Linked DNA regions of Homo sapiens: region 2 is linked to region 1. Evidence: read pairs that join two places in POLR2A ChIA-PET (ENCODE). Cell type or tissue: A673. All regions are shown on one strand. Each heading gives the region's core, and the rest is flanking DNA. Links, peaks and the distances in the headings are about the cores only. Region 1 overlaps LOC105374308 (a long non-coding RNA gene). Region 2 overlaps DLG1 (discs large MAGUK scaffold protein 1).

Region 1 (16,546 bases), core at 5,488-13,487:
TTACAAACTGTAAATGTCAGAAAAAACTACACACAAAAGCTCTAAGGCATGTGGAGACAAGTAATACAATTTACTTCAATAATAAGTATAGAGTTACTTATGCTCAACTCAGAAGCCCACAAGAAGTATATTTTTTGCCGAACTTCGCTGACCAACTCCTCCAAAGGGGCCACTCAACTTCTCTCTAGCCCATCACTCTATTTTAATTTTTTGCATAGCACTTACCACTCTGATATTTTTATAGTTCATGTTTATATTTGTTTTTTACTTATTTATTGTTTATATTTTCTACTAGAATGTAGTCCTTTTCTGTCTCTCTCTCTTACCACTGTATTCTCAATGCCTAGAACAGAGCCTAGTATATAGTAGGCACTCAATAAATACTTGTTGCATTAATGCACCGCCGAGTGCTGGGCCTCCTGGCTTCACCACCAGCTCCTAAAGAGAGTATCTTCCATCTTCCTTCCCCTCTTTAGCGTGGAGCCCTGCTGGCTCTTCATAATCCGTGTCTGGGGTTAGAGTGGAGCCCTGCTGGCTCTTCATAATCCGTGTCTGGGGTTACAGTGGAGCCCTGCTGGCTCTTCATAATCCGTGTCTGGGGTTACAGTGGAGCCCTGCTGGCCCTCCATAATCCGTGTCTGGGGTTGGAGTGGAGCCCTGCTGGCTCTCCATAATCCGTGTCTGGGGTTGGAGTGGAGCCCTGTTGGCTCTCCATAATCCATGTCTGGGGTTACAGTGGAGCCCTGCTGGCCCTCCATAATCCATGTCTGGGGTTGGAGTGGAGCCCTGTTGGCCCTCCATAATCCATGTCTGGGGTTAGAGTGGAGCCCTGCTGGCTCTTCATAATCCATGTCTAGGGTTAGAGTGGAGCCCTGCTGGCTCTTCATAATCCGTGTCTGGGGTTAGAGTGGAGCCCTGCTGGCTCTCCATAATCCATGTCTGGGATTAGAGTGGAGCCCTGCTGGCCCTCCATAATCCGTGTCTGGGGTTAGAGTGGAGCCCTGCTGGCCCTCCATAATCCGTGTCTGGGGTTAGAGTGGAGCCCTGCTGGCCCTCCATAATCCGTGTCTGGGGTTAGAGTGGAGCCCTGCTGGCTCTCCATAATCCGTGTCTGGGGTTGGAGTGGAGCTCTGTTGGCTCTCCATAATCCATGTCTGGGGTTAGAGTGGAGCCCTGCTGGCTCTTCATAATCCGTGTCTGGGGTTACAGTGGAGCCCTGCTGGCTCTTCATAATCCGTGTCTGGGGTTACAGTGGAGCCCTGCTGGCTCTTCATAATCCGTGTCTGGGGTTAGAGTGGAGCCCTGCTGGCTCTTCATAATCTGTGTCTGGGGTTAGAGTGGAGCCCTGCTGGCCCTCCATAATCCGTGTCTGGGGTTAGAGTGGAGCCCTGCTGGCTCTTCATAATCCGTGTATGGGGTTAGAGTGGAGCCCTGCTGGCCCTCCATAATCCGTGTCTGGGGTTAGAGTGGAGCCCTGCTGGCTCTCCATAATCCGTGTCTGGGGTTGGAGTGGAGCCCTGTTGGCTCTCCATAATCCATGTCTGGGGTTAGAGTGGAGCCCTGCTGGCTCTCCATAATCCATGTCTGGGGTTGGAGTGGAGCCCTGTTGGCTCTTCATAATCCGTGTCTGGGGTTACAGTGGAGCCCTGCTGGCTCTCCATAATCCGTGTCTGGGGTTGGAGTGGAGCCCTCTTGGCTCTCCATAATCCGTGTCTGGGGTTAGAGTGGAGCCCTGCTGGCTCTCCATAATCCGTGTCTGGGGTTGGAGTGGAGCCCTGTTGGCTCTCCATAATCCATGTCTGGGGTTAGAGTGGAGCCCTGCTGGCTCTTCATAATCCGTGTCTGGGGTTAGAGTGGAGCCCTGCTGGCTCTTCATAATCCGTGTCTGGGGTTACAGTGGAGCCCTGCTGGCTCTTCATAATCCGTGTCTGGGGTTACAGTGGAGCCCTGCTGGCTCTTCATAATCCGTGTCTGGGGTTACAGTGGAGCCCTGCTGGCTCTTCATAATCCGTGTCTGGGGTTACAGTGGAGCCCTGCTGGCCCTCCATAATCCGTGTCTGGGGTTGGAGTGGAGCCCTGCTGGCTCTCCATAATCCGTGTCTGGGGTTGGAGTGGAGCCCTGTTGGCTCTCCATAATCCATGTCTGGGGTTACAGTGGAGCCCTGCTGGCCCTCCATAATCCATGTCTGGGGTTGGAGTGGAGCCCTGCTGGCCCTCCATAATCCATGTCTGGGGTTGGAGTGGAGCCCTGTTGGCCCTCCATAATCCATGTCTGGGGTTAGAGTGGAGCCCTGCTGGCTCTTCATAATCCATGTCTAGGGTTAGAGTGGAGCCCTGCTGGCTCTTCATAATCCGTGTCTGGGGTTAGAGTGGAGCCCTGCTGGCTCTCCATAATCCATGTCTGGGATTAGAGTGGAGCCCTGCTGGCCCTCCATAATCCGTGTCTGGGGTTAGAGTGGAGCCCTGCTGGCCCTCCATAATCCGTGTCTGGGGTTAGAGTGGAGCCCTGCTGGCCCTCCATAATCCGTGTCTGGGGTTAGAGTGGAGCCCTGCTGGCTCTCCATAATCCGTGTCTGGGGTTGGAGTGGAGCTCTGTTGGCTCTCCATAATCCATGTCTGGGGTTAGAGTGGAGCCCTGCTGGCTCTTCATAATCCGTGTCTGGGGTTAGAGTGGAGCCCTGCTGGCTCTTCATAATCCGTGTCTGGGGTTACAGTGGAGCCCTGCTGGCTCTTCATAATCCGTGTCTGGGGTTAGAGTGGAGCCCTGCTGGCTCTTCATAATCTGTGTCTGGGGTTAGAGTGGAGCCCTGCTGGCCCTCCATAATCCGTGTCTGGGGTTAGAGTGGAGCCCTGCTGGCTCTTCATAATCCGTGTATGGGGTTAGAGTGGAGCCCTGCTGGCCCTCCATAATCCGTGTCTGGGGTTAGAGTGGAGCCCTGCTGGCTCTTCATAATCCGTGTCTGGGGTTACAGTGGAGCCCTGCTGGCTCTCCATAATCCATGTCTGGGGCTGTTTGAGCTCTAGCTGTATCTTAAGCTGTAGCTGTAGCTGTTGCTGCTGCTGTCAATGATGAAGCATCATTGCTGCTGTCAATGATGAAGCTGGGAAAAGGGGAGGTGAGCTCTGGGTTTTCAAAAGCCATTTTTGTCTTTTTGGCAAACGCTGAAAGAGTCAAGTTTTGCTATGGACTTGTTTTCTCTTTAAAAACCAGTCAGGCATGTAGGGGGCAAATCCACGCATCAGCCTCATGTGCACTGAACTCCGAGGAGCAGCCAGGAACGAGGCCTGGTGTGTGGTGAGCAATTAGAGCTACAATTCTAGCAGCAGAGCATACAAAACCAAACCAGATCACCTCCAAACCTCCATATGCCTGACATCCAGTCTTGAAATCCTAGTCATTTTAGTCATCTGTGACTTCTTCAATCCCCGTTCAATTTGCATCTCATTCAAAGCACACCAAGTCCTCTTGCGTCAGCTGTTGCACTGCACCATGCAAGCATTTACAATTCCTGCTGCACCTCCGTTCCTGGTTTACATTTATCACAGTTCATAGAATGTTAGTTCCTTGGGGGCTGAGACCATGTCTTATCATTTGTTTTCCCCTTCCCCAGTATAGTGACTTTCATAGAGTAGAAATTAAAAATATATATTATCTGCCTAACATTTATGTCTTCCTAGACAACAATACTCATCTGGAGAAAGACTAGGAATCATACATAAATGTAAAACATAATGGAGCTATTCGGGAGATAGTAAAGGAGTGCAATTGTGTCTTTATTTCCTGTTTGTTTGGCATCTCCCATACCAAAAGACTGGGGGCCCCACCTCATGATTTCTTCCATAGTTTAGAGAAGATGCCTGCTTTTCTTGTGGCCAAGCCATGAGGGTCACTGCCCTATGGACGATGGAAGACATAACAGAAAGCAAAGAGGTGAGAGCCTCCCCTTCTTGCTCCAGTGGACACTGCGAGAAGGAAAAGAGAGAAATAGGGGAAGGAAACAGACCTGAGATTTTTGGCCCCCCAGCCCCACCCCCAAGCTTGAAATCCAAGACTGTGGATTAGGATTAGGGGTTGTTAGGTAGTCTTGGGGGAAAGCAAAAGCAAAGATTTTTTTTTTTTTTAACACGCCTTCCATTCCACGGTGGCATTTGTGAGATCAGCTTGCAGGCCCCACCACTAAGAGGGGGTAGCCATACTAAGAGTGAAAAATGCTCACATACGGTGGTGAGGCGGGGAGAGGCCTGTGTCAATGCTCCCGCAAGGGAGCATAGGTTCCCTATGGAAGAGCCCAGAGGTTCCTATGTACCCCTTGGGACATAGAGATGGTCATTGAGGCAAAAGCCAATGGGCCTCACATGCGGGATCCACGTTGAGGAATAGGGTGGTCTTAGGCTGGAGGGGTATGTAGCTGAGACTCAGAAGGTGTTGAGTCAGCAAGGGGGTGCGCTAGGCACTGACTGAACCACAAGGTCCACTGTGGAAATCATAAACCAATCAAATACCTGGCCAGCAACAGGAACCCACAAAGACCCAGAGGCCAGCACAGGACAAGCAAGAACTCCAAGGCTACTCCCCATCCACCCTGCTGCCATCTTGGGGAAGAACAGGGGGACGGGAGAGAAATCAGCACTTCTGAGCATTTGCCCCAGTGAGCCTCTCAAAACTGAAGTCAAATGAGTTACTGTTCATTGTCAAGTGCTCATGATCTTTACTTGCACTGTACAACAGGGAGAGGACTCTCAAGAAAGATTAGGCCAGTCATAGAACAACCTCCACATACTCTTTTTCACCTCTGAGCAGTTGTACATAAATTTGCCACTGCATTACATATCTTTATCAAGTATTTGGTCTTTCTTTATCTAAGAGTTCCTTAAAATATGGTCTAGTGTTATGACTACTCGTGACACCAAATAATTGGGGTGTCTTCAGAACTAAAAATTGATATCTAGTCTGGGTGGCTCACACCTGTAATTCCAGCACCGTGGGAGGCCAAGGTGGGCAGATCACTTGAGGTCAGGAGTTCGAGACCAGCCTGGCCAACATAGTGAAACTCCATCTCTACTAAAAATACAAGAAGTAGCCAGGCATGGTGGCCCGCTGTAATCCCAGCTACTTGGGAGGCTGAGGCAAGAGAATCACTTGAACCTGGGAGGTGGAGGTTGCAGCAAGCCGAGATCACACCACTGTACTCCAGCCTGGGTGACAGAGAAAGACTCTGTCTCAAAAAACAAACAAACAAACAAACCAAAAAGATATCGAGCAAATGGATGTGGTTCCAAGATAACAAGAAGTTTGAAAGAATACTTCAGCGTATGACATCATAAGAAGACAGGACATCTCGCTGCTTGACTTAGGCAAAGTCATGGTGGGGGTCCCCATGTGTAATGCACTAAGTCCCCTCAGGGATGTCTTCCACCCTCTTACTGTCCCCTGTGAATTGCAGCAAGATGGGTTCTAGAGAGAAAAGGAGGGCAAGGTGGCCTGGAAAGACAGGGAGCTCAGACAGAAGGGCAAGCTGATAAATACACCTATTTATCACTGCACAATCCTTGGTCTTTCTCGTCCTATTGATTTTCATGCTTTGCTGTATATGCTGCTGTGTCGGAAGGAATGCGTGTACTTGCAAACAACCTTGCAATGGAGTGATCACAGCTTCAGCAAAAGGCTTCAGGCAAAACCTCCCCTAACCCTAACTCGGCCTCTAGTCCCATTTTTCCACCACTGTGTGTGTTAGAAGGGGATGGGCCCTGTCTCCAGATCTTCAGTCATCATTATCTGGAAGGCCAGGTCTTTGCACATACCCATCTTGGAATCCTTGAGCTATTTCCCCTTATGTTTGATGAGTGAGTGAATGCATGAAAGGATGCATGCCAGCCTGGGCAACATGAGGAAGCCCCATCTCTACCAAAAACACACAAAAAATAGCCTGGCATGGTGGCACACTCCTGCGGTTGCAGCTACTTAGGGGGCTGAGGTGGAAGGATAGCTTGAGCCCGGGAAGCGGAGGTTGCAGTGAGCTGACATCACACCACTGTGCTCCAGCCTAGGTGACAAAGTGAGACCCTGTCTGAAAGAAAGAAAGGAAGAAGGAAGGAAGGAAGGAAAAGAAAGAAAAAGAAAAAAGAAAGGATACATGAGTGAGTCTAGGCAGAGGTGGTAGCCTACAGTTCTTAGAAAAAAAGAAATCCTTGTGGGCTTGATTTGACAGGGGAAAGGGTGAGAGGCATAGCAATCTGCCATAGAAGAGATTTGTTGGTTCCTGTCTTCTCCTAGCCTAAGAAGCAGATCTGGGGAAGACCTAGAGGACTCTGGGGTAGCCTGTGATCCTGTGTGACCATGAGAGCTCCAGGGTAGCCCAGAATTACTCCTGATCAAGAGAAGCCCCAAGAATTTGAGGTGGTTTCAGGGCAAATCAAGTTACTTCAAAGCACTCGGCTTCCACTTACTTGATAAAAACCTCAGAGGATTGTGTGACTGAGAGGAGGGTCAGGAGAGGTCAGGAGAGGAGGGGAGACCCTGCATACCGAGAACAGTTGTTTCCATGAAGGAGGCTAGCAGGGTATGAACATTTCTTAGGAGAAAATGTATCTGAGAACGAACAGGGGAGAGAGGTGAGAGGTGAAGGCTGGGAGCTAGAGAGGCAAGAGGGGCTGGTGGAGGGTTGGGATCAGAAAGGGGCATAGTTAAAGTGGGGAGGGAGAAGGCAGATGGCAAAGGAATACCAAAGCCTTTGCAAAAACACAGATGTGAAGAACCAAAAGATGGCCAGGTGCGGTGGCTCATGCCTGTAATCCCAGCACTGTGGGAGGTCGAGATGGAAGGATGACTTGTGCCCAGGAGTACAAGACCAGCCTGGGCAACATAGTGAGACCCCCATCTCTACAAAAAAATTAAAAAATTAGCTAGCTGTGGTGGCGCATGCCTGTAGAATCAGCTACTTGGGAGTCTGAGGTGGGAGAATTGCTTGACCAGGGAGGTCAAGGCTGCAATGAGCTGTAATTGCCCCACTGCACTCCAGCCTGGGTGACACAGAAAAATCCTGTCTGAAAAAAAAAAAACAAAACAACTCAGAAGGCCTTAAATCTCCAACACTACTCCCTACCTCACTCCACCTGTCTTTTAACAAGAAAATGGAGGCTTTGAGAGTTTCAACCAGTAGTTCAGCATCACACAAGCCATGGAGACAGGTCAGGGTCCAGGCCAGGACCACTGGCTCCTGGTGTAGAGCTCCTTGAGTCTTGTGCAACACCTCTGGACCTCCCAAAAAGAGACGGTTTGACTGAGAAAGTTGAGGAAGTGGCCTGAGCGAAGAAGATGGACCAGGACAATGAAGATGTCGGGAAATCCATACAACTTTGCCCACTAGGAATAGACAGCATTCAGTGAATAGCGTTCAGTCCTATTAAAGCTCCTGTTTGCGAGGAACTGGCAAACCATGAAGCTCTTCTTGACTAGAAGACAATTACTGATGAAAAAAATTAATGGAGGCCTATGCCTTTCCTCATGTATGAGCTCAGAGCAGCCATGAAAATCAAGAGTAGCTCTTCTGAAGCATCAGCAGAACTCCCTGAGCCTTCTCCTCACTCCCCACTGACAAAAAGAGACCCAAGTCTCCTCAACAGGATTCCAAGGGCAGGGTGAATGTGTGGTTGATGAAGGAAAGATTCCTTATGGCTTTAGACTGTACTGTTTCTGAGGGGGGAAACGTGTTTGCCTTTGGAACACGTGCTTTCTTTATTCAATCAAACGAAGAAAGCAACCTGAGCCTGATACAAAAACTCACAGAAGAGGCTCTTATTGTCTGAGACCAGAGGTCTAGAAGCCTCTTCCCTGGGGCCCCAGGAGAAAAAAGGTGGAACAAACATTAACGCTCATTCCTATGCCGCCTGGGTGTTACTGTGGGCTTCATGACTCAAGAAAAATCTAAGAGAGAGAGAGCGCTTTGTGAGTTTTCAGACTCAAAAGTTAGAGACTGCACGGACCAACCTGAGAGCAGGTGAGTCCGGTTAGGAGGGAGCAGAAGTGCTTTTGGAGGGTGCTCATTGCCGTGTTGTTACTCGTGGCGGGGAAACTGAAAGTCACCCAGAGTGTGTCACGGGGAAAGTGAAGAGGGAAAGCTGGCTAGAACAACACACGGCAATGTGGATGGATCATAAAGGCAGAGTGCTGGGTGGAAGGAGGAGGGAAAGAATGCACTATGTGAGACAACACCATTTAGGTACAACAAAAACACATGAAAATACCACCATATGGTTTGCAAGAAATATACAAAAGGATATATACTAAATCCATAATTGCCTATGGGGGGAAGGAGAATGGGAGGGGTGCATGGAAGAATAAACATAAATAATGAACACAAAAGCAGGCCCTGCACAGACCAAAGAGGACAGCATGCCTTTGTACTTGAGGTCCAAATGTGTAGGAGTGGAGGGGGACTCCAAGTAGGCCCTCCTTATAAAGATCTAAGTCTGTCCTTGTGAGATTCAGGAAAAATTCTAAGTAGATGCGTGCTCTAGGTTCTGTTGCTACTCTATGAAATCACCCTGATCCTTCAGGAAAGAAATCTACATGTGCCTGATGTGTAAGCTTGTGGGGCCTGAAGAGTCAGTGGGTCCGGAGGAGAGGGCTCACTTCTACCCACTGGCCGCTAAGATGTCATCCTATCTGGGGGCCTTTGGCTCAGAATTCCAGGTGTTGTGGGGGGGGTACGGGAAGGCGGCCTACACTGAGATAGCCACAGTAGGAGGAAGTGCTACTATCTACAAGAGAGGACGCCTGGCCAAGACACTGATGGAACTTTCTGATATCTCAGAAACAACTGTTATCTTCAAGAAGCAGGCAGTGGCCCCCGGCAAGCTCTTGTGGTGTGTATTATCAATGTGCAGGTGAGCCAACTGAGGCTTAGAAAGGTTAGGCAGTTTGCCCAATGTCACACAACTATCTAAGTGGCTGGGGCAGAATGTAAACTAGGTGTGTATGGCTCTAAAACCTGAGCTCTTTTTTGTTTGTTTGTTTGTTGTTTTTGCTTTTGTTTTTTTGAGACAGAGTCTCGCCCTGTCGCCCAGGCTGGAGTGCAGTGGCGCGATCTCAGCTCACTGCAACCTTTGCCTCTGGGTTCAAGGGATTCCCCTGCCTCAGCCTCCTGAGTAGCTGGGATCACAGGCGTGAGCCACCACACCCAGCTAATTTTTTTCTGTATTTAGTAGAGATGGGGTTTTACCATGTTGGTCAGGCTGATCTCAATCTCCTGACCTCAGGTGATCCACCCGCCTCGGCCTCCCGAAGTGCTGAGATTATAGGCATGAGCCACCACAACCAGCCAAACCTGAGCTCTTAACTGCCATTTTATAACGGGCCCAAAATGTCCATACACACACGTGCACACTGTCACATGCACACTTACCGGGGTATGTTGCAAAAGGTACATGTCATGAAATGAATTCATACTCTTGGAACTTCCATCCTGCTCTTGAGGCGCTGTGGAAGGGGATTCTCACGGGCAGACAAGGGCAGCTGGGATGGCCTCAGAGTTCCCGTGCAAAACCAACTAAAAGTGACAAGAAGGAGACAGACGGGGGGAGAAGCAGGGTAGAGGAAAAGGGAGGAGTTTCTCAGGGTGTGATGTGGCTTCAGAAATAGCAACTGAAGACGAACTTGGAGAAAAGCTTTGACGCAGACATGTCCTTGAGTGCAATTCCATCCGAGGCTGGAAGAGATGGAAAAAATGAAGGTCATCGGAAGAGTTCTGATGAACCCACTCTTATCTCTCATGCACCTCTCATGGCAAATGATGATGGTAGAAGAAGTGGTAAGATTTCAGAGTCTGAAGGGACACCCAGAGGTTGTCTCAGCCGATGCCTTGGAGGGCAGTGGAGAGGACAGTGACTTGTTCCAGGCCACACAAAGACAAGAACGGAGGCCTCTGGCTCCTAGGCCAGTGCTGGCCGACCTGTGCCAGATTGCTGTCCTCCTAAGTCAACTTGGATGGACAACACCCTCTGCCTACCCAGCAGGCCCTGTTCCTTCTTCTGCTCCTTCTCCTTCCAGTGTTTTATTCTTTCCAGGAGCTGTTTCTTCTCAGGAGTAGGATAAGAGGCAGGGAGGCCAAATACTGCCTCCCAGGACTAGAGGGCAAGTGCTCAGGGGAGAAGTTCTGGACAGATGGGCAATTTGGCCATGGTTGAACTCTCATGGCTTGCCTTCTTTTCCGGCCTCTTCCTTATGTATCCCTGTCCAACTTCTAAGCCCTCCCATTCTTTCATTTTAAACCTGAGGTGGGGAGCTGTGGCCTTAATTTTGAAAATTTGGTTGAGTTTCTTCTTCAGGGAGAGACCTGGACCCTGATGCAACCACAGCGGGGCCTCCCTCAGCAGGAGAACCAGAGTCTGTCTCAACAGATTTTCTTTCTTCCCTCTGAAGCAAGAGCCACTCCCAGAACACAAAAGACACAGAGACTCCTGTCTCCTTGGGGGATTTAATTACTGACATTAGCTGATATCCTCTTCAGTAGCAGCGTCTCTGCCTCACTGCTTCTGAAGAAGAGGGACGTGGAATTTAAATTCTTATCCAGGCTGGGTAGGAGACATTCCCCCACAGGCACACGGAGAGTGTAGGATAAGTGGCCACCTACACAGTTTCAGAGGCTCTGAGCCCCCGAACACAGCCACCATTCACTAGCAGATGCCTGAAGTCCACCACCCAAGTTTTTGCAGGTTATTGGACCGTTAAAATTCAAATATTCCTGGAAGGGATGATAGTGATGACCAGCCACTTGCAACTTGGTATAATTTATGTTCAGATCACACTCCAGAAGCATTTTTTAGAGGGACAGGGGCTGGCGGGGGGAGAAAATCATCGGATGACTGACGAGGGAAGGAAGTGAAGCAAGAGCAAGGTCCATAGATTAGAAGGGGAGAGCCCAGGAAGAGGCCGGGGGCTCAGAGGGTGAGCCTGGCCGGCCCTGCCAGCTGGCCTGGAGCAGTGGGTCTCCGTGTGGCTCCAGGATCAGCAGCACCAGCATGGCCTGGGGTCCTGTTAGACACGCAGATTCTGGAGCCCCCCTCCAGATCTACTGAATCAGAAACTGGGGGTGGGGCCAAGCAGTCTCTCCATTTTACCAAGCCCTGCAGGTGATTGATGCATAGTCAGGTGTAAGAACCACTGGCTTACAGCCCGTTCTGTGTGCAATACGTCACCAACCTCCCAGCTCCCCATCCCCGGCCACTCATCAAGCTCCCTTCTCTGACCTGCCTTACGACGACTCCTTGGCTTTGCTAGAGGGAGGCACGAGAAACCACCATGGGCGTGGTTAGGAGAGTGGCAAAGTAAAGCTCTTTAGCCGTGAAAGCTCTGTGGCATAGGAGATGGGCTGGTGACAGAGAACATGGCTGCCTTTGGCTATAAGGGCAAAGGGTTTGGGGCGGAGCTGGGGGAATAGCTGATGAGGTGAAATTGCAAGTGAAAACGAGTGATCATCCGAAGGAAGCCCCCCAGAGCAGCCCCCTGGGCCTCCGAGACACTCAGGCAGGGATTGTACTACGTGAGCAGGTAGAAAAACAGAGACAGAAGCCTGCTGAAGAAGGCTGAAGGACTGACTGGGGCCCCAGAGGGTGTGGGTTCTGAGCTGGGAGGTACCATGGGGTGGGCGAGCTCACCTCCTCCCTCCCTCAGCATTTCCTCCCTCTGGGTGCTCAAGATGCATTTCTTAAGCCAATTCATTTCCTGGTTAATCCCCACCCCCATCCCCAACTCCCACCCCAATGCTTGGCCCAGGTAACCCTTGTGGCAGAGACAAGAAGGAGATCCAGGGACTCTGACGGTGAAGGCTGAACGAGTCCTCTGCAAGCTGGACACTTCCTTACCTGGCTCTATTTTTCTTTACAGCACTTGTCAGCATCTGAAATACCACATGTTTTTTCTATTTCCTTCCACTAGAATGTGAGCTCCATGAGGGCATTGTATTAGTTCATTCTCACACTGCTGTAAAAGAAATGCCTGAGGCTGGGTAATTTATAAAGAAAAGAGGTTGGCTGGGGGAGGTGGCTCACACCTGTAATCCCAGGACTTTGGGAGGCTGAAGTGGGCAGATTGCTTGAGGTCAGGAGTTCAAGACCAGCCTAGCCAACATGGAGAAACCCCGTCTCTACTAAAAATACAAAAATTAGCTAGGCATGGTGGCACATGCCTGTAGTCCCAGCTACTCAAGAGGCTGAGGGCGGAGAATCGCTTGAACCCGGGAGGTGGAGGTTGCAGTGAGCTGAGATTGTGCTACTGCACTCCAGCCTGGGTGACAGAGCGAGGCTTCTTCTCAAAAAAAAAAAAAAGACGATGATTTAATCATGTGATTATAGATGACTTTCTCTTCTCTACACTTTGTCACTGTAGGGAACAAAGAAAAACTTCCTCTTTGCTCTCTGAAGGTTTGCTGACAATCAACTGACAAAAGGCAGATGAATCAGAGACAAAGACAGTACAAATTCATTGTACTGTGCGTAGCATGGGGGACTTGCAGGAGAATGATCACCCAATAACCCAATGGAATCCAGATGTTTATATAACTTTCTTCATAGGGGAGGGAGCAAATGGGAAATGTAGGTAATTCTTTCTTATTTTTTTCTGAATCTAATTTGAAAAGCCATGTTATTTCTTTTGAGGATCAATAAATTATTATTAGGGAGAATGAGTGGATCAAAAGTTAATCTGTAAATGATTCTCTTTGGAATGTGAATGACCCTGAGAGACAGATATCTGATGAAAAGGTCCATCCTGGTGTGGTTACATTCCTCAGCCTTCATCTCTGTCATAGACATTGAGATTTCAGGGAGGGGATGGGAAGCAATTGTTCTCCTTGGTGGGTCCAGTTTTTATGTAGCTAAGAAAAAACCCATTCCTGCATCTGCTGATCTCTAAGAGCCTTAATTCAAAATACTCATCATACTGCGGCAATGTATTTTGGTGTGAAATTATTCTGGTTTCCTCCACCACCATTCCAAAAGGGCTCCAGTGTAATTTAGTACAGTGTATTACAGCTGAGAGATTTGAAGACACAAATTCTTTCTAAAGAGGAGACAAAAATAAGGACAATAGGAATTTGAAGCAAGGCCCTTGGCCCCCTAAAGGCTTGCTGAAAACCATCATTGACATGAGGCAGATTGATTAATGGGAGAAAAGGCATACAGATTTATTTAATGTGTATACATGGGAGCCTTCAGAATGAAGACCCAACCTCCCAGTGATGTACAAAAGCTTGTATACCATCTCGAGGTTACCGATAGAATGGGGGCTTGCATCCTGATCAAACAGGCTATGGTAGCGGGCAGAAGAGGAATTCTCTTGAGAGGATTACTAGGAAGAGTGAATCGATTCAGGACTCTGAGACAGTCACTGTACCTGTAACGTGTCTGTTCAGGTGTGCTTAGGTTGTTGGACTCATTTTCCACAGTAGATAGGCAGATAAAGGAACTTCAAGTTATATGGCAGAGAAAGTGATGAGGGAGGTCAGAGAGACCTGGAAGCTTCTTCAGCTCAGCATGTCAAAATGCCGTATTTTGGGGTATTGGTTTCTAAGCCCCAGCATACAGAAAACATTATACATGGCCCAACTTCTAGCCAGATTAACATAAATCTCACACTGATGGGCTATTTACATCAGTTTCTATTACTCAATTACATCATTTTTGGCTTTCAAAAAATGTTATAAGCTATGCTAAAAGGCAAGAAAAAGCAAAGTCTGAAGAAATGAGCAAGCACCAGAACCAGATCTGGATATGATGCAAATGCTGGAATGATCAGACAGGGAATTTAAAATGACTATGATTAATACATGCAGGATTCTACTGCAAGGACATAGAGTTAATGTAAGCTCAGAGATGGAAACTCTAAGAAAGAATCAAAAGAAAACACTAGAAATTGGCTGGGTGCAGTGGCTCACGCCTATAATCCCAGCACGTTGGGAGGCCGAGGAGGGTGGATCACGAGGTCAGGAGATTGAGACCATCCTGGCTAACATGGTGAAACCCATAAAAAATTAGCTGGTCGTGGTAGCACACACATGTAGTCCCAGCTACTTGGGAGGCTGAGGCAGGAGAATCGCTTGAACCCAGGAGGCAGAAGTTGGAGTGAGCTGAGATGGCGCTACTGCACTCCAGCCTGGGTGACAGAGCAAGGCTCCATCTCAAAAAGAAAAGAGAAGAAGAGAAGAGAAGAGAAAAGAAAAGAAAAAAAAGTTTAATTGGCTCATGGTCCTACAGACTGTACAGGGAGCATAGTGCTGGCATCAGCATCTGGTGAGGGCCTCAGAAAGCTTTTAATCACAGTGGAAGGTGAAGCAGGAGCTGGGTGTCACATGGTGAGAGTGGAAGCGAGAGAGAGAGGGGGCAGGTGCCACATGTTTTTAGACAACCAGATCTCATGAGAACGCACTCACCGCCTCTAGGACAGCACCCAGCCATTCATGAGGGTCCACCCACGAGACCCAAACACCTCCCACCAAGCCCCGCCTCCAATATTGGGATTACATTTCAACATGAGATTTGGAGGGGACAGTCATCCAAACTATATCAGGCATTATCGACTACTCTATCTGCTTTATTTACCAACCAGTCCCCAAGGGCCTAGGACAGGGCTGGCACATAGTAAGCACTCAATAAGTATAAATTTTTAAAAAATGAATGAATCTTAAAGTCATTCCAACCTTAAACTTTGCTCCTTGTCTATCAACATTTCTGCTAATATAAAAATGATTTTTCTCCAAATGGTAGAGTAAAAATCAATGTCTCGTGTCTTCCACAAAGCTGGGGTTTCAAATGACTGCATACATCACAGCTCCAGGCACCACCAGAGCAAAGCTTCCCTAGGATCAGGCAGCAAGGATGAAAGAGGATGGGGCTGTGAGGGCCAGGGCCCCTTTGTGGAGGAAGAATCAGTTTACAGAGGCTCATGTCTCCGTTCAGCCAGATGAGTGTTTCTGGGAGGTGGGAGAACAGAAAAGTTACAATCAAGTGTTAAGATGATGTCAACAAACTTGTCTACCCAGTGCCTGGCCCAATAAGGTTATCAAAATCTCCATTTCAATCTGAACTCCAGTGAAATTTTGATGAACAAGATATTCAGGGAACATTCCTTGCAAGACAAGGCTCTCCTTGACCTCAGGAACAGAGCCTTAGTCCCTTTGTTCTAGTACTGGGCACAGGATGTACCTAGAAAGCCCTAAATGAATGCCTGATGAATGAAAAATATTCATTTCAATTCATTTTTTTCTGATACGAAATTATATTTCAGGCCTTGTCTTTAAAAGTCATTCTAAGATGTATTCAGTAACATTTTTACATTAGCAAGTGAAGAGTACTGACTTCCTTGCATCTTCCCATGAGCATAAAACGTCACGCAAATGGCCATTTGCAAGCACCCTGACTCTCCCTGATCATGTGTCACTGTGGGAGGCTGTGGGCAGGATGCAAAAGGGGTATGAGATTGAATTTATTTTAATCCCCAGAAATCATGGACCATTAAAAGTATCTCTTGATACCTTTTTCCACAGCCTAATTTGACACATGGAGAACCCAAGGCTGAGAGAAGGGAAGCGGCTTCCCCAGGGCATTCGGTATGTGAAGGGCATCATCAGAACTAGAATCCTGGTCTCTTGACTCCCAAGTTCAACACTTTTTCCATTTTGTAGATTCATCTCTATCTCCTAAGAGTAAAAGGCAGGAGAAATTCAGATTAATTCATGTTTAAATTCTATACTAAGGTAAAGAGATATCAGTTTGTCTATAAGGATATGTTTATTGAGATTCTACTTTATATGGTACTCAGTTAGTACTATCTTTGTTACTACAGGGTAATAAGATTAAGCATATACAAAGTTGTTCCTATCCATTGCATAATGCTATCAATAATAATAGTAAGTTTCCATTTTTTGTCCCTGCTTATTTAGTCCCTGCTTATACGCCTTATAGGTATTACCACGAGTAATTCTCACAACAGCCTGATACAATATATTTCTGTATTAAGCCTCTTTGGGTTGCTCATGACAGAAACCCAACTCAAACAAGCTTAAGAAAAAAAGGAATTACTGGTGCACATGAATGAAAACATCAGGAGTTGTCCGGTTTCCGCCCAGGCTGGCTCCACGGGCTCAGGTAACGTCAGAAACCTCTCTGTCTCCCTTCATTTCCACTATGTTAGCGTCACTCTCCAGTATGTTCTCTCGTATATTGGGAAAGATGACCCCCAGTAGCTCTGGATTTCATGAACTTTACATCTTATGACAGAGTCTCGCTCTGTCACCCAGGCTGCAGTGCAGTGGTGCAATCTCGGCTCACTGCAACCTCCGCCTCCCAGGTTCAAGCAATTCTCCTGCTTCAGCTTCCTGAGTAATTGGGATTACAGGTGCCCACCACCATGCCCGGCTAATTTTTGTATTTTTAGTAAAGACAGGTTTCACTATGTTGGCCAGGCTGGGCTTGAACTCCTGACCTCAGGCGATTCGCCCACCTCAGCCTCCCAAAGTGCTGGGATTACAGGTGTGAGCCACTGCGCCCGGCC
Region 2 (16,546 bases), core at 3,041-11,040, 270 kb before region 1:
CCCTCTACAAGTCTGTAAGGATTCAGGTCCCTGTTATCACTCTCTCAAGTTGCCTTCTTCTATTTCCCCCACACAAATACACACATTTTCTATTGTTTCTTTCCTTTATTTTTCCTCCAGAATACCATATACACTCATACGTCACATATCAACATTTTGGTTAATGATGGTCCACATGTATAAAATTATAATGGAGCTGAAAAATTTCTACTGCCTAGTGATGTCATAGCCATTGTAATGCTGCAGTATAATGTATTACATTTGTGGTGACGCTGGCGTAAACAAATATACCTCACTGCCAGTTGTACAGAAGTATAATACATATAATTATGTACGGTATATAATACTTCAGAATGATAATTAACAACTATTTTACTGGTTTGTATATTTATTATACTATACTTTTTATCTTCTGTATAATTATATACAAAAATAAATATACACCGTATTCCCATTAACTGACATGTGACTGCATTTTGGATAATTATATTTATTATCTGTCTTCTTCTACTTAGAGCAGATTTCTGTTCTGTTCACTCCTATATGCCCAGTGCCTAGAAAAGTGCACACAGGAAGTATTTAATATATATTTGTTGAATGAATAAAACCATGCGACTGTCAAAAGAAATCAACTTAATCAGCACTCTAAAATGACTTGGGCAATAGATTGGGTAGGTACAGTCTTCCTTCCCCTACCCACTTTCATGCAATATACATAGTAGACATTGCTAAAAGGTTATTTCTGTGTTTCTGGGCAGCCACCACCAATCAGAAGGTGTTCAAGATGTTTTACAGTTTGATAACCTTAGAACAGAAGTTTCAAAATGTAAAAAATTGCCAGTTTCATGTTGTTCTCTATCTAGCAATAATGAATTGCCTAATAATGTCCCATTTGAAAATAAACATGTCTTGGTCAAGCATATTTGCTTAAAATATTTTCATCGCTTTTCTATTCAAACTGCATTAGGAAGTACAACTTCTTACTGAGGGCTCATATTTAAAATCCATGGTGCCCTTCCTCTGAGGTTCCACTAATTTCAGCTTGGGTCCTTTGTTCCCCTACAGGTAGCTACTTCTGTAAGTTAGTCTCGATTTTACCTTGGCATTCTCATTTTGCCTTTCCAGTTCTCCAATACTCATCTAACCAATCCCATGTAGTGTATTTTTATTGTTAGTTGCTGTGGTTTCTGTTTCCCTGGCTGCACCCTATTAAAGTTACCAACCCTCTAGCTAAAACATGGTTGCTTCTCCGTATCTCTAGATTCCTCATTTAAAGGTCAGAATATTTTGTTGAAATGAAAATGATGGTGGTGGCGGTGGTAGTGGTGGATAAAAGGGTAGTTGATAAAGATGATGATGACCTCACTGATGTAATTAATGTATTATAATAAGTGCTTTGCACATATTGTCTCATTTAATTCTCATTAAATTTTGAAAAAGATAACACTTTCATCCCCATTTTCTACAGATGAGGAGACAGACTCCGCATGGAGGTAATTTGCCCAAGGTGGCACAGGCGATATGGCAGAATATAAATTTAAATCCAGGTCATCATCCTCTAAAGATGGTACACTTACCCAGTACTCTTTACTTATCTCTTTAAAATAGTTCAAAAAGAGATTTTGTCTTTATTGTTACCACTACATTTTACTGCAAAGACAATATATATTACCTGTAAAAAGAAATACATACTGCATCAATCCTTAGATCAGGGGTTAGCAAACATTTTTGGAAATGACAAAAAAAGAAGCGTTATGGACCATGCAGTAATTGTTGCAACTATCCAACACTGCTATTGTAGTTCAAAAGTAGTCATACACAATACACAAATAGGCATGGCTGTGTTCCAATAAAACTTTATTTACAAGCCAGGCATGGTGGCTCATGCCTGTAATAATCCCAACACTTTGGGAGGCCGAGGCAGGCAGATCACATGAGGGCAGTAGTTCAAGACCAGCCTGGCCAACATGGCGAAACCCAGTCAGTCAGGTATGGTGGTGCACATCTGTAATCCCAGCTACTTAGGAGGCTGGGGCATAAGAATCACTTGAACCCGGGAGGTGGAAATTGCAGTGGGCTGAGATCGCGCCACTGCACTCCAGCCTGGGCGACACAGTGAGACTCTGTCTCAAAAACAAAACAAAACATTTATTTACAAAAACAGGTGGCAGGCTACATTTGGCCTACAGATTGTAGCTTGCTGACTCCTGCTTTAGCTGCTTTTAAAAAAGGAGAAAGAAAAGGCTAAATAAGTCAATGAAGAAAATAGAAAATGGCTTTAAGACACCTAAGTTAACTTTTACTAACTATAAATGGTTTAATTCTGTTGCAATTCTTAGTCTACAATAAAAATAAGCCAATTCTCTCTCCCCAAAAACCATGGAAGCGACAATTTAAAAAACAAGGAAACAAGATATACATATGGAAATTTCAAGTTTCACCTACAGTTCTTTAAAATATCTTTAATTAAAAAGTCTATATAATAAAGCTGTGCTCTTACAACTGAAAAAATTTTGCCTCTATACTGAATATAGCCTTCCAGTTTGGAAAAAAAGTGATTAAAATGATATGATTTTTATTCTCTTTTCTTTGTTCTCCCTTCAAAATCCTGCTATGGTACTTAGTTTGGCTAAAGCAATTAATTCTTAATATTGATATGCATCTTGTTTGTTTTCTTTCTATCTTACAAAATACTTTCCAACTGATTTCTTTCCAAATTTATAACCCTTTGATACATCAGATCATCCTACCAAGATTAGTCAGATTTATATACAGATAAATGAGGGTGGGATCTGTTTTAATTTAAATGCCAGTTTATTGCTCTTGAACGTGGCTGTTAAAAAAAAATTAACAAATAATTAAACACCAGGTTATAATCCCCAATTCTTTTTCTCAGAACAACAAAACAACACAAATTGTAAAGCAATCATTTGGTTCCACTCTGTCACAGCTGTAACTTCTTCACATTTCAAAGCTGCTCCAGTCAAGAAGTCAGAGTTTTGATTTCACAGATACTGAAAATACTGTTCAGAAATGCTACCAAATTGGGGCTTAAAGGAAAAAGAATGAATAGGAAGTGCTCCTGTTACGAAGTGAGGAGGGAAAATCTTTTAAATAAATGCCTGGAGGGGCAAGTTGCGTGTATAGGCTTCTATAAAATTCCACTGCTCCCAGGTGGCACTGCCAGTTGGTTTGTATTTGCATACGCCTGTTAAAATTACCACATCAGTTGGTTTAAAGTTTTCTTTAAAAGGTGGTAACTGTAGGCTACTGTTCTCTACATAGTCTGAACAACTATTTTTACCTTTATCAAAATTCTAAACTTTGCTATAAAAATGGAGGGCTGGAAATGTTATCTAAATAATAGTGCCAGGAAGTACAAGGAATAATTTAAGAAAATTTATTTAAAGAGACTGATACTAAGTAAAATTTTCATGATAAAAATTTAAGTTCTTCAGATATGTAAGAGTATAAATGCTTCACAATTTTTTCACAGAAGGATCTGAATTACTTCTGAAATTCACAACTTTACAAAATCTGGTAACATAGACTTGCTAGTTTTTAAGCCATAGTGTTACATAAAAATGGCTTGGGAAATTTACAGTGATCCAACAATATTTAGAAGTTCCAAACTTCCACTTCGTCAACAGCAGATTAAATAAAAATTAACACCTGTATAACATCTGTTTATTCATTCAACAAATATTTATCAAGTGCATTCTCCATGCGAGGCTCTGGGGATACCAAGGGAAAAAACCACACACCCTGTAGCATCAGCTCTTGTGAAACTTACAGTTTAGTGGCTGACATTAAACAAAATCATTATCCAAATGACTACTGAATTAGAGTCGTGATAAGAGGTATGAAGTACAATTCTCATGCAAACAAACATTACTTGAAAATACAGGAGAAAAATGTTGCTCAGGCTGACTTGCCCTGATCCCATAAGCATGGTTCAGTCACTTTTCAGCACTGTTATTAACACATTATTTTAAAGGTTAACTTTAAAACTTCTCTGAATATATTTAGAATATATAAATTATAGCCTGTGAAACTTCTTTTTGCCTATCTATCCTTGACAGAAACGCCATCTAAACAATCAAGACACTATACAGAAGCTACAAAGAAGAATAAAACACATTTCCTAACTATAAAGACCTTATATCATAAATTTCAAATGTCTTCAAGCTAAGCCAATCTAATCTACATTAAGACACCAATTTTATAGTTTTTAATAGACTTTATATATTTTTTTAGAGCAGTTTTAGTTCCCATATGCCCCCTGCTCACACACATAAACTATCCATAATCAACACCCCTGCATTTCTAATGTACATTTGTTACAATCAATGAGCCCACACTGCCACATCACAAAGTCCATAATTTACATGAGAGTTGACTGTGGGGGCTGGATATTCCATGGGTTTTGACATGTGTTTAATGACGTTTCCGCCATTATAGTATCATACAGAATGGCTTTACTGTCCTAAAAATCCTCTGTGCTCTATTATTTATCCCTCTCACCTAACCCCTGGCAACCACTGATCTTTTTATTGTTTCCATAGTTTTGCCTTTTCCAGAACGTCATCTAGTTGGAAACAAGGGTGTGTATCCTTTTCAGGTTGGCTTCTTTCACCTGGTAATATTCATTTAAGGTTCCTCCATGTCTTTTCATGGCTTGATAGCTCATTTCTTTTAGTGCTGGGTGATATTCCATTGTCTGAATGCACCACACTTTATCCATGCACACACTGAGGAATATGTTGGTTGCTTCTAGGTTTTGGCAATTATGAACACAGCTGTTATAAACATCTCTGTACAGGTTTTTGGGTGGATGTAAGCTTTCAATTCATTTGGGCAAATACCAAGGAGTACAACTGCTGGATCGTATGGTCAATTTTGTAATTTAAAAAAGCTTATATAACCATTGTAACCAACTACTTTTGGTTTAATCTTCATCTCTATGCTTTTCTAGAGTGTCCTATTGAACAAATGATATAAATTTTATTTTTATTTTTTATATTATTTTTTATTTATTTTTATTTATTGTACAAATGATAAAAATGTGTTGAAACAGTGTTTAAGAACCAATTTTTGAGTCAGTACATGTAGGTGCACTGTAAAAGTTTCCAGAAAAACAGAAACATAAAATAGATCCTACAATATTTTTTGTGTCAAAGGGGGAACAATTGATTTCCAAGTCTGAGTCATCATATTAATTTCGCAAAGTTAGTAGCCTTTTGAGTAGAAAATTAAGAAACAAATGTGTCTGCCAAGGGTCAGCATCTCACAGCCAGTACAACAGCGTTTCCATCCAAACTGTGAATGTTTGGGGAGTCAATACCAAAGGAGACTATTTCCACCAATTTCTCTGGAAAATAACCTATCAATTAGAGTCAGTATTTTCAAAGCAGTTTAAGAAGATTGTCTACCTACCCTATACGTAGTCTACTTTTTAGTACAAAAGCACTACACTAATGAATATGAACAATTCCATTCCTTGGAGATGAAGAAAAAATATTTTATCAAAACACAATTATCATTACACATGAGACAAAATGAATGTGGTATGTACCGATAACACGGTTAGGTCAATCAATCTAGGATGGTCCAAGATGGAGATGTCTTGGTGTGAATTTCAGACCTGTTGCCTGGTGGGAATAGTCAGAAAATAAATGGTTATAACAGAGTGACCCCATATGCCTCTATTTACTTGGGAAGTCTGTATTTATGCCTGTTGTCTCACTTTAATTATTAATGATTCCCTCTTTTCATTAAAGTATCCTAGTTTGGTCTGAGTTATATAGTTATCCCAGTTTTGAGGAAATTGAATTCTCTTCTCTCCCTACCTCATTTCCTTGTGTGTATTTCTTCTCAGAGGGCAAGTAAGAATCATCAGTTAGAGAACTATTACAATGCTAAATAAAGTGTGATGCGCGCTTCACAGAAAGTCTAAGGGAAAAGACAGACAAACACACCTGCTTGGGCCCTCCTTAGCACAAGTTCGTATGTCCCTGTCTCTTCACTCATTCAACAAATATTTTCTGGTTATCTACAGTGTGCCAGCCACTGTCACAGAAACTGAGGATACAACAATAAACATAACAGAAAAATCCCACCCACATGGAGCTGACAGTCAAGTAAAAAGACAGTAAAAAATGTATAATAAAGAATCAGGTAAGAAGACAGAGTAATGTCTGGAGTGAAGGGGTGCTACCTTAGAGGAAGCAAAAAATATTAACGAGAGAAGTTAGATGTCTACTGCTGTAGTTCAGGCAACATATTATTGAATCAGTAGTTGCAGAAGTGTTGAAAAGTGGCCAAATCATAAATATATCTTGAATAAAAAGCCAACAGGATTTGGCATCAGACTGGATACGGAGCAAAGAAAAAAGGAATAAAAGATAATTTTAAGGGTTTTTGTCTTCAGCATCTTAGTGAATGGCATACTGAATAAAGAAGATTGAGACCAATAAAACTAGAAATTCTCTTTTTAATATGTTACCTTTCAGATGCTTAACCGAAGTGGAGATACTGAGTAGAAAGTTAGATATAAAAGTCTAATGTACAGGGATTAACTCTGGAATAAAGAGAAATACTGATGGTATTTAAGGGCATAGGACTAGATGCGATCACCTGAAATGTGAGTATAAAAAGAGAGTTCAAAGACTGAGCCCTGAGACATTTGAACATTTAGCAGTAGGAAAAAGGAGGATACTATAAAGGAAAATGAGGCTGGTAGAATATTAAAAGAGCAGTACTATCCACGAGTCAAAGGAGAAAAAAGAATTTAGAGGAGGGAGTAATCAATTGTGTTAACAGTTGTTGTAGGGTCAAGTAAAATGAACACTGAGAACTGGCCACTGGATTTGATAATCTACACTCACACAACGAGGGTTTTTTGGATGGTTGTTTTAATGAAAGATATTATAGCAGGTGTACATCCTGATAGGACTTATAGAGGCAAGTCTAGGGGCAGTACAGAGGCAAGACAGATGATGCAGTGAAGAGAGAAAGGGATTTCAGAAGTTCTTGAACAACCAAAGGGACTACGATCTAGTACAGAAGTGAATATGGGTAAGCTTTAGGCACACAGTTCATTTATTTTAGCAGGCTGGAACACAAAGCAAGATTATTTATTTGAGAATAAGACCAGGAATCAGGTATTGGAAGTTTAACGTGCAGTCTGCGAGTTGGTATAGAGAAGGCAGAGCTGCAATCCGGATGGTCTGGACTTTCTGTGGTGACAGGCTAAAAGGGATTTAGGATCTAAAAATAGTCCTCATGATATGTTTGGGGGATGCTTAGGGGAGCTTGGTACCAAGTGGATAATCACTTAAATTTAGTCATCTACACGTGACTGGTTTTCACCAATTTGTAGAAGGGAGTGCTAGGAGGGGAGGAAAGGTCAAAAAACTGGTAGTCTCATCAAGAATTTCAAAGGCTCTTTGGGGCACCTCCCTTAAATCCTGTAATTAAAGGTGTTGAGATCTCTGGTTCTTAAAAAAAGTGGATGGCTTGTACTTACAAATTAACTTAATCAGTCAACAATATTTACTGAATGTTTGAATGTACTGCGCTATCCTAGGTGCAATAATTCCTAATAATCTATATCTGAATTTGTTCATATACTATTAGAGTTAAATGATATAAAAATAAGCTAACAGGGGCACCTAACTCTAATGTAGCACTTACTCTGTGTCAGATGCTGTCCTAAGTACTTTATTAATATATACATTAAATTATTTGGTAGAAGTGACTCAATGACACTGATACTGTTATTCTCTCTATTGGACAATATATCCAATGCATAGCTCTAAAAATTAAATCCTCTATAACTCAGAAGGCATCTGTTTCAGACAAACAATATTTTTTAAAGTGTACAAATTAGCCTAAATATTTTTCCACACAGGCACTTGAACAATGTTTTCCTATATTTTTGACTTAGGACAGGGTTTTTCCTCTAAGCAGATTATTCAACTCAGCTAATATTTACTCTTTAAGAAAACTTTATTATTCTATTTCAATTCTGACAAGTTTTCATGTCTGTTCCATATTCCTAAGAATACAGCTTTGCTGCTCTCAGCTTAATTTGGCATGTTGTGTTTTTTTTTTGGGGGGGGGGGGGCTTTTTGAGTATTTATAGTGCTCTATATGTTGAGATTTTCAAGTAGTCCAAAATGTATGAATAGCTGCTATACACACATTCAAAATGACTGAACACTTCACAGTTATTTAAAGTTCATATGATTACTACTGACATTAATAAACGTCGATATCACTAAGTAAATAAAACTTTTCACCTAGGCGTTAATCAAGTAAAGTCTAGCAGCACTGTGCTGGAGTTCTATAAAACCCTGCTGAATATAAAAACTGGTCCCAGATTGGAACAGGACTGTGTATGCTAAGTAGGACGGGGCCGATTATTGAGTGACCCTCAACACAAGAATAGGAGGGACGCTGAGGGTGCGGAACCAAGGAGGGCTTCGCAATGCATAGAGAACTTTTTCTATACTAATCGTTTGAAATTAAGGACAAAAACACTATGAAGCCTCAAACTGAAAAAGTTTCACCAATGTAATTCATAAGAAACTCATTTTTATTTAACATTAAAAAATAAAACAACCTCTCAAAAAACCCACAATGTAAAATGAGATACAATGAAATGATAAAACTGAGAGACAGTGTGTAAGCTATTTGGTTATCACTACTGAGTGGGGACTGAAAGGGGTGAGGAAATCAGGGGAATCGGGGCAGTGTGACTGGAGGATAGTATGAAGAATGGAGGGGAAGAAAAGGCAGTGGAAAAGGAGATGGGCTGCTGTGAAAAACCAAAGACACTTGTGAGGGAAGAGAGAAGATCCAATCAATACAGGTACTGAAGAGGTATTAGATTAGGTGTCATATTTTGGAAGGCCAGGAGATAACATTTGAGGTGAATGGAATAAAAATTAATTAATTCTATAAGCATTTATTAACACCAACTACATGCCAAACCCTAACTGAGAAGCTAGGTGTCTTGCAAAAGTTTATAACCACTCAGTTTCCTTATCATTCAAAAAACATTAATGACTTCCTCCTGAGTTCCAGTATCATAGTAGAAAATGGCACATAATCTTAGTTATGAACATGAATACCTCCAGCAGACAAGCAATTTAAATGAATCTGTAAAATAAGTACAGGTTCTTTTTATGTATTGTGTATATTTGGGGGGATATTAAATCAGATACTTTTCATACTGTATTTGGGGGGGATACTAAACCAGATAGTTTTCATACTAATAGAACTTGATTTATAACAACTCTCCAATCTGCAAAAAGTATCATGTGGCTTAGTCATATGGAATTAGATTCAAAGTTAATCTTTCTGTCAAATCTTAGAGTATTTTTGACATCAGTGAAATAAGAGACCTCTGTTATTTACCAATCGCAGTACAAAACACTATGACCTTATTATATTCATAGGTATATATTATATGCTCTAAGTATGAAATTTCAATCTACGTTGTTTCTAACAATAAATCCCTTAGTGCTGCAAAAGAAAGCTGCCAGCCATGAGTCAGTAAGTGCAATTTAAAAAAGTATTCTAGTATCAAGTAAGATCCAATTATATCTCAAGTTATTTTTCAGTCCCATTATATTTTAACTTGTCAAATCAACTCCAGTAAGTTATAAAAAAATTAAGATATATAAACTATCCAATGTATCAGTTACAAAAATGTATAAAATGAAAAACAAAATGTTGGTACTCCAGTGCAAGAAAAACAGAAGCTAAAACCTCTACCCTAATACTCCTATTTCTAGAAATAAAATAGAAAGGTAATGAAAAAGACAAGATGAGAATCAGGAAAGAGGTCTGAAAGAAATAAAAACTATTAATAACTCATATACTAGCATACAGGAATGCTCTGAACCAAACTGGGTGGGGGCTGTCATGTAAAATGGCTTTGCAGAGCTGACTGCGAACAGGGGTCATGACTCTCTTCTGGCGCAATCACAGCAACGTTCTGCTCCTACTCCCAAGCGGCTATAACGTAACTCTGTGGTTTCAACACTTTATACATGAACTACTTTTCCTGTCTTTTCATTTGCCTGCTTTTAATAAACCGAGTGACAGATATATCAATGCTAGTGTTATCTGTGCATACATATATAGAAGGGTGTGCATTTACATAAACCATATATATATATAAAAAGTTCTAAAGATATCTGTCTTGTTGACAATGGAAAATATCATCTAGTATTAATCTACAATGAATAACATTGTCAACCTTTAGTCTTTGCATCCTTTCGTGATATATGTAATTGCAGTCAAAATAAGGTTAGTAAAATTCTTGGGGCAGTATTCAATTTAAGAGTTAAATCAATCGTTGCCCATTCAATAAGTTTTGATTGTAACTTAACCTCAATGCCTACATAATGACTCCCCCTTCCTAGGTAATTCCATTTCTCCCAAATATTTGAGAAAAGTAAGTAGAATTTCTTACTTAAGAAAGCTGATGTTATTTTAAATCAACACCATTAAAAGACAATTCTAGTAACCAAAAACAGTAAAGAAATTTATAAAAAACATATAAAGAAATATAGAACTGTTGACAGTTATAGTTTATATTTATTGAGCTGCTTCTATTATTTTCTTTAAAAGACAGCTTTAAGGGAATTTATTTTAAAAGGTCCTAAGGAATGTGTATGTATGTATTTTCCTAATTTAAATATCACTGATGTCAGAGGACAAATGCATTCTCAACTTGTTTTTAGACCATTTCTCGTCCTTTTATTTTTACTAAAGTTGAACTGACTGCTTAAAAATATTTAGAAATATGAATATTTCCTCAAACCACCCTTGTAGCAAACAATAGGTATTTCAAACAATTATTAATTTTTCTTTATTTTTCCTCCCATAGACAATAGCTCATTTCCTCAAAAAGTGGTGTTATGTGATTTTTTTTAATTTTGAGAGACTTTTAGTATTTGCTCATCTCTTTAAATTGTGATTTGACTATGTGAAAAAATATTCCATGACTGTGTAATTGCACAAGTTCACTTAATTTCAAATTAAGCTAGATAAATAATATTTACAAAAAACGATTCATTAAATCCCTTGAATAAGCCATAATATAGCTAAGATGTCAGTATATATAATACTAGCCAATTATATTAAATTGAATCTATTTTCAAAACACTGAAAAATGAAAATATTTCAAAGTATCTTCTGTTTCTTTACTGTAACAGTCTCCCTAAGGTTATCTAATAACATACAAAAACTAAACAAATCAGCATTTTCTTTGGTCAGACATCATACTCTACAGCATTTAGCACAGTCTAAAAAGGAGATGAGCATTATTAATTCATATTTTATGTATCAATGGGCTTATATTTTTAGAAAAGTCATTCAATTGAATCTGAGGCTATTTTGTTTGGTATTACATAAGAGCATAAGGAAAAATATTTCTTGTTCCCCCTTTTGTGCTAAAGACCTACACGGATGGACAGAAAACATACATTTCTACACATCCAAGGTTTCAAGGCTATTCTTTAAATAAAAAATCTATATTAAGACATTTTTACAGAGCAAACGTAAACAGAAATAGATTGAAAATAATTTCAACAAGTGGTATGTTACCTGGGTGGAGCTGGTGGCTACCGAGATGCAGTCAATAAAGCTGTGTCTTCGAGTGAAAAATGCAACTATCTGCTGCCAGCGTGAAGGTTCTGGCTCAGCTTGCAGTTCATCTGACGAGCCCTTTTTTGCCCAGTGTTTCTGCTTTGGGCCTGCTGAGCCATGGCTAGAGCTAGTATTGCCTCCTCGACTGCCGCGAGAGTATAGAAGTGTGTTGTTTCCGAAAATGTAATTCATCTCTGCAGCCCTGCAGGTGGTTGCCAAGCAGGCTTACTTCTCTACCAGCTGCTGAGTGGTGAATGATCGGTAAAAACTGCAGCTACAATTACAGCAGCATCACTTGTAGATCAGTGAAAATAAAAACCTTGAGAAATGATGCTCATTTTCTCAGTGATTTCTTCCTATGAAAGAGCTCGTATCTTCCCTCTGTACCTGTTAGCTGTATGATGGCTGAGTTTATTTTTGCAGACAAAAAAGACGACATAAGGTGGATTTCTTTCTCATGATTATTTTTTCACCAGCGTCTGCAGGAACCAAAAGCTGTTCTTTTGTTAGCTGATAACTAGATGGATTGAAATCCAGGAAGTGAGGTCGATTAGCAGGTAAAGAAGGATGCTATAAACACTGGACTACCAAGACCCTGTGGGGCTGCCTGATTTAATGCACTGCGTGGAAAAACCCTGGATTACCAAGTTTCAACCACAGTCTGTAGTAAAATCCAATGGCACCTTCACTGCTTATATAAATTATAAATATGAACTGAATTAAAACATATAAGAGGATTCTCTCTGCAAATAGTTCTGACTGTTAAAATGATTTCACTAAAAGAATCTTTGTCATTCATATCCAAATTTCTACACCAGGCAGATCTTACACATTATCTGGCACTGGCTCTAAGTTGTTCAAAGGTGCTGCCTACATTAAACTCTGACTATCTAACGATAGCGCTTCATTACAAATGGATTTTCCTTTATCATTTTATGTAATGTATTGGTTTTTAATGATTAACAACTGGGTCTCAAGGTAGATTAATTACTAAAACAAGTATTTTGCTTCTGGAACCTTTATGATAAAAAAGAACTTTCAAGAAATTATCAGCATCATCTCTCTAGTATTTTATAAACATTCATATTACAAGGTCATAAATTTCTAAAAATGAGAAAGAATTAACGCTGGTAAATTTTTCGTTTTATAATCAGTGAAATGTGTTTTATCCAACTCTACATAAATACCACTCTGGTTCACCAAATACTATCACCTGATTGCTAAAGGAACATATTCTAACATCTAATATTTAGGTTAACATAATAGTTCGCCTGAGAATTGCCTGGGGCGCTAGTTATATATGCAGATTGGTGTATCCTCTCCCCATCAAAATGTTTACGGGCAGGGGGAACCTGGGAATTTTTATGTTTAAAATGCTTCCCAAGTGACTCTTAAGTACCTTCAAGTTTGAGAACCACAAACTCCCAAGCAAGCCCTCTTAACACTGTGCTATATTAGTAATTACAACAATGGTCATTTTAAAACAATATGTGAACAAAAACGCTACTTGATAATTTACTATTGGTTGAATAATCTAATTTTTAAGCTGATAAGAGCATATCGTAAGTCCCAACCTCAGCCATGGATATTTTTTCGGATGTGGACTGACAGAATCTTCCTTGTCTACGTGCTTACCAGCACCAACTGGATGCAGCCTTTTGTCAAACTACAATGTTGAGGTCCACTGCAAATCTTGACTCCGCAAGAAAACATGCTAATGCTGTCTCTATGATGCGTCTGCTGAGAAGTGAACATGTGCTCAGTAAGGGTGAGAGCCATGTGGGACTCTTGAGGGCAAGATATTTTGTGACAGAGATTATACCAGAAAGTTTGGTGCTTCTTCCCAAGGACTGTGCCGGCAGTAGCTGACAATTTATGGCCCCAGAGTGATCCTATCTAATTCGGAGTAGAGAATGTAAGAAAATACTAAGGGCGGACAGGTAACTAAGAATCCTCTTGTGAAGGAAAAAATGAAACCTCCCAGAAAAAAATTCAAGTTTTGTTATGGACCAGGTACCTAGTAAAGACCTGATTAGTGTGGTTTATATAAATGCTACGGTAATTGGTCTGGCCCTAAAATATGTGCCTTGATCCATGTCTGATGAAAACTTCAAGGGGAGGAGAAAACTGATATGGGTTCTGTTATTCTGAATTAGTATGGATGAAGATACTGAATACAACTGTTGAATGCAAATCTCCTACCTCAAACTGTAAACAGTACCAAAAGACATACAATAGTAGGCTCTTAGTGAGCATCTATTTATCCTACAGAGCCAGAGAACTTAGGGGTCAATGGTAGGCTCTTAGTGTGCATCTATTTACCCTACAGAGCCAAAGAACTTAGGGTACAATCTAAAGTTGACAGATCACTGCCTCCCATATTTCCCCAATGTACAGGGAAGAAATACTTCTTGATGCAAATTTCCTATCCAAATCCATTCACATCAAGAAAACAACTTCAAGTTTTGGGAAAGACTTCTTTATGAAAATGTCCTGTTACATGACCTACAAAAATCTAGGAACACCTCATCCATTGGCCAGTAGTCAGTATATGCACACAAAAAATCTATACCTAAATCACAAGAGGGGTTTCACATGAGATTAGACTGGGAGGTGGAAGGCGGAAGGCAACCAACTGTTCTTTGCTTTAGAATATCCTCTCTCATTACACAGCAGAGATGAAAGATAAAAACTCCATTAAAACCAAATTTAAGTTCATTAAAGAAAAACCTGGAAAACCTATTTAAAATAATGGATGAAAAGATGGTATGCAATCTAAACCACCAAAAGGAATCACTATTAACATCTTAATATGATATACAAAGAATATTCTTTTTTCCGTAATGTGTTTTCTTTTTCAGAGTGATAATATAATCTATAGAATTCTAGCCTAAACAATAGAGAAAGCTTAAGTTAGTAAACTAAATACGATTAGTTCAGTGGATTACTATGTAATTCAAAACATGATTATGAAAAATTTATGACTATGAGGAATATTTACAATATTAAATGGTAATAAAAAGTTAAAAATTTATACTGGATAGGCTCTCAATTATTTGTGTACGTTTCTAAAGTCACAAACCCAGCAGTCTTTAGGTACAGAAACAAAGGCAAATACTAAATAATCTTTTATTTGTTTGTTTTTGAGACGGAGTCTCACTACGTTGCCCAGGCTGGTCTTGAACTCCTTGGCTCAATCCATGCTCCTGCCTCAGCCACCCACGTAGCTGAGGTTACCACCATGCCCAGTTTACTAAATAATCTTAGTGAAAAATGTAAAAAGGTAAAGGACAAGAGGAAAAGCAATACTGAAACTCTAAAGTACAAAAAAAACCCACCAAAAACCCAAAGTAACTACAAAGCTAATGTAACGTAAATGCAATATAACAGGCATTTTTATTACTCTTTTCTAATGTGGGCTATTAAATTTCAAAACATACAACTGTATTGAGATAAGACAAGACTGAGAAGAGTGACAAGAACACAGATTTGCTATTTATCTAGAAAACCCTCAATGTCACACATACAAAATCCCTTCTGTATGAGCACCATCTAGTGGTCAGTGCATGCAAACTATATGCTCACCTTAGTATACCAGGTCCATGATAAAATTCAATCATGTTTCTATATGTTCCAGAGATGTAAAGATAAAGTTGATTTCAAAAACTGCTCATTATATACTAGAAACAGGAAAACTTCTATTCCTCTAGCATTTGGTTCAAAAGGCTTATATTTGCTTGTGTCCATTTTTCTGCCACTCCCATTTCTTACAATTTTTTAAAAACTACTAAGAGCTGCTAGTGATTTCATTATATTCTCAATACTACTGGATGAAATAAAATGCTAGGAAATATACTTATTTAGCACAATTATCTGCTCATTGACCCTGTTTTTTCTGTTTGATTTCAAGTCCCTCTTAGTAATGTTTACTTTGTATACAATAGTTTGAGCATAATTTTCCTTGCCATTGAAGACAAAAACCAAATATAAATTACTTGTTTCTTCAATGATCACTGCATCCTCCCATACACTCAATAATACTCCTACTGTCCTCCCTGTTGCTTCATGTACATTTCAAACTTTTTGGGAAAAGGCTGAGGTTTTTATTTGTTCGATTTACTGTTCTAACAATTTTTCCTAATTCTCAGCTCATTTTCAGTTTTAGAACCTTGACACTACTCTTACATAACCCCAAAATTTACCCACTGTGTCCTTCTCTTCGACATTAAGATTTTTAAAAAACTATTATATCCCCTATTTCTTTCTTGATATTCTTCCCAACACTGGCAAGAAAGTATCCCTTTCAGAGTCTTAAATTATAAAATCATAATTATCTTTATGCCAAGCCCTGAATAAAGTAACCCAATCACTATCTTACTTTACTCATTATTCCAGTAAGGAGAGCCACCACCATCCACTACCACCACCACCACCACCACAATAATCTAATAGATTAATTCACGGCATGTTTCATGGTGGCAAACCTTTCATAAGAACATTCATCATACAGGTCTTTTAGATTTTGCCCTCATTTCCTAACATGCACCCTAAGTATCAGCAATAATAACATAAACCTTCCTGCATTTCTACAGTTTCTTGTGATTGTCACCCTTCCACTGTATTTATTTACCCCAGTAACGGCCTCCTCCTCTGACTTGGCATCTTACACATCCTTCAACACTTTATGCAAATGTCAACTTGCTTTTTTCAGAAAACTCCAAGAATTTAATTTCTCCCTCTTTCATGTCACATCATACTGTGTTAACTATCTTTCCGTAAAAAAATACTAATCACTGATGTCTAACACAGTTACTAGCACAGATGTTTAATAACTGTTTGCTAAATGCATGTATTGCTTGACACAACTAATATCCTAGCAGTT

What was found. ChIA-PET counts read pairs that join two places held together with the same protein. Peaks named below come from ENCODE experiments on the same cell type or tissue, not always from the same donor. Only the 100,000 strongest peaks of a DNase experiment are listed, where the experiment ranks them.
Region 2: POLR2A ChIA-PET joins it to region 1 with 6 read pairs; 2 of 35 experiments call an interaction of 5 or more read pairs at or near these places.

The regions. Positions count from the first base shown.
Region 1 is chr3:197,435,617-197,452,162 of GRCh38, forward strand. LOC105374308 (a long non-coding RNA gene) reads right to left here. Exons shown (of 5, transcript NR_189108.1): 3 at 9,405-9,707. Among named protein-coding and RNA genes, the nearest start is that of LINC02012, 66 kb to the right of the region's middle. RefSeq lists a silencer at 12,288-12,488. In A673, for the core only: no CTCF peak of the experiment used is centred there; a DNase peak (open chromatin) is centred at 10,435; H3K27ac peaks cover 1,117 bases.
Region 2 is chr3:197,171,953-197,188,498 of GRCh38, forward strand. All of the region lies in intron 5 of DLG1 (discs large MAGUK scaffold protein 1), which reads right to left. Among named protein-coding and RNA genes, the nearest start is that of MIR4797, 110 kb to the right of the region's middle. In A673, for the core only: no CTCF peak of the experiment used is centred there; no DNase peak of the experiment used is centred there; H3K27ac peaks cover 253 bases.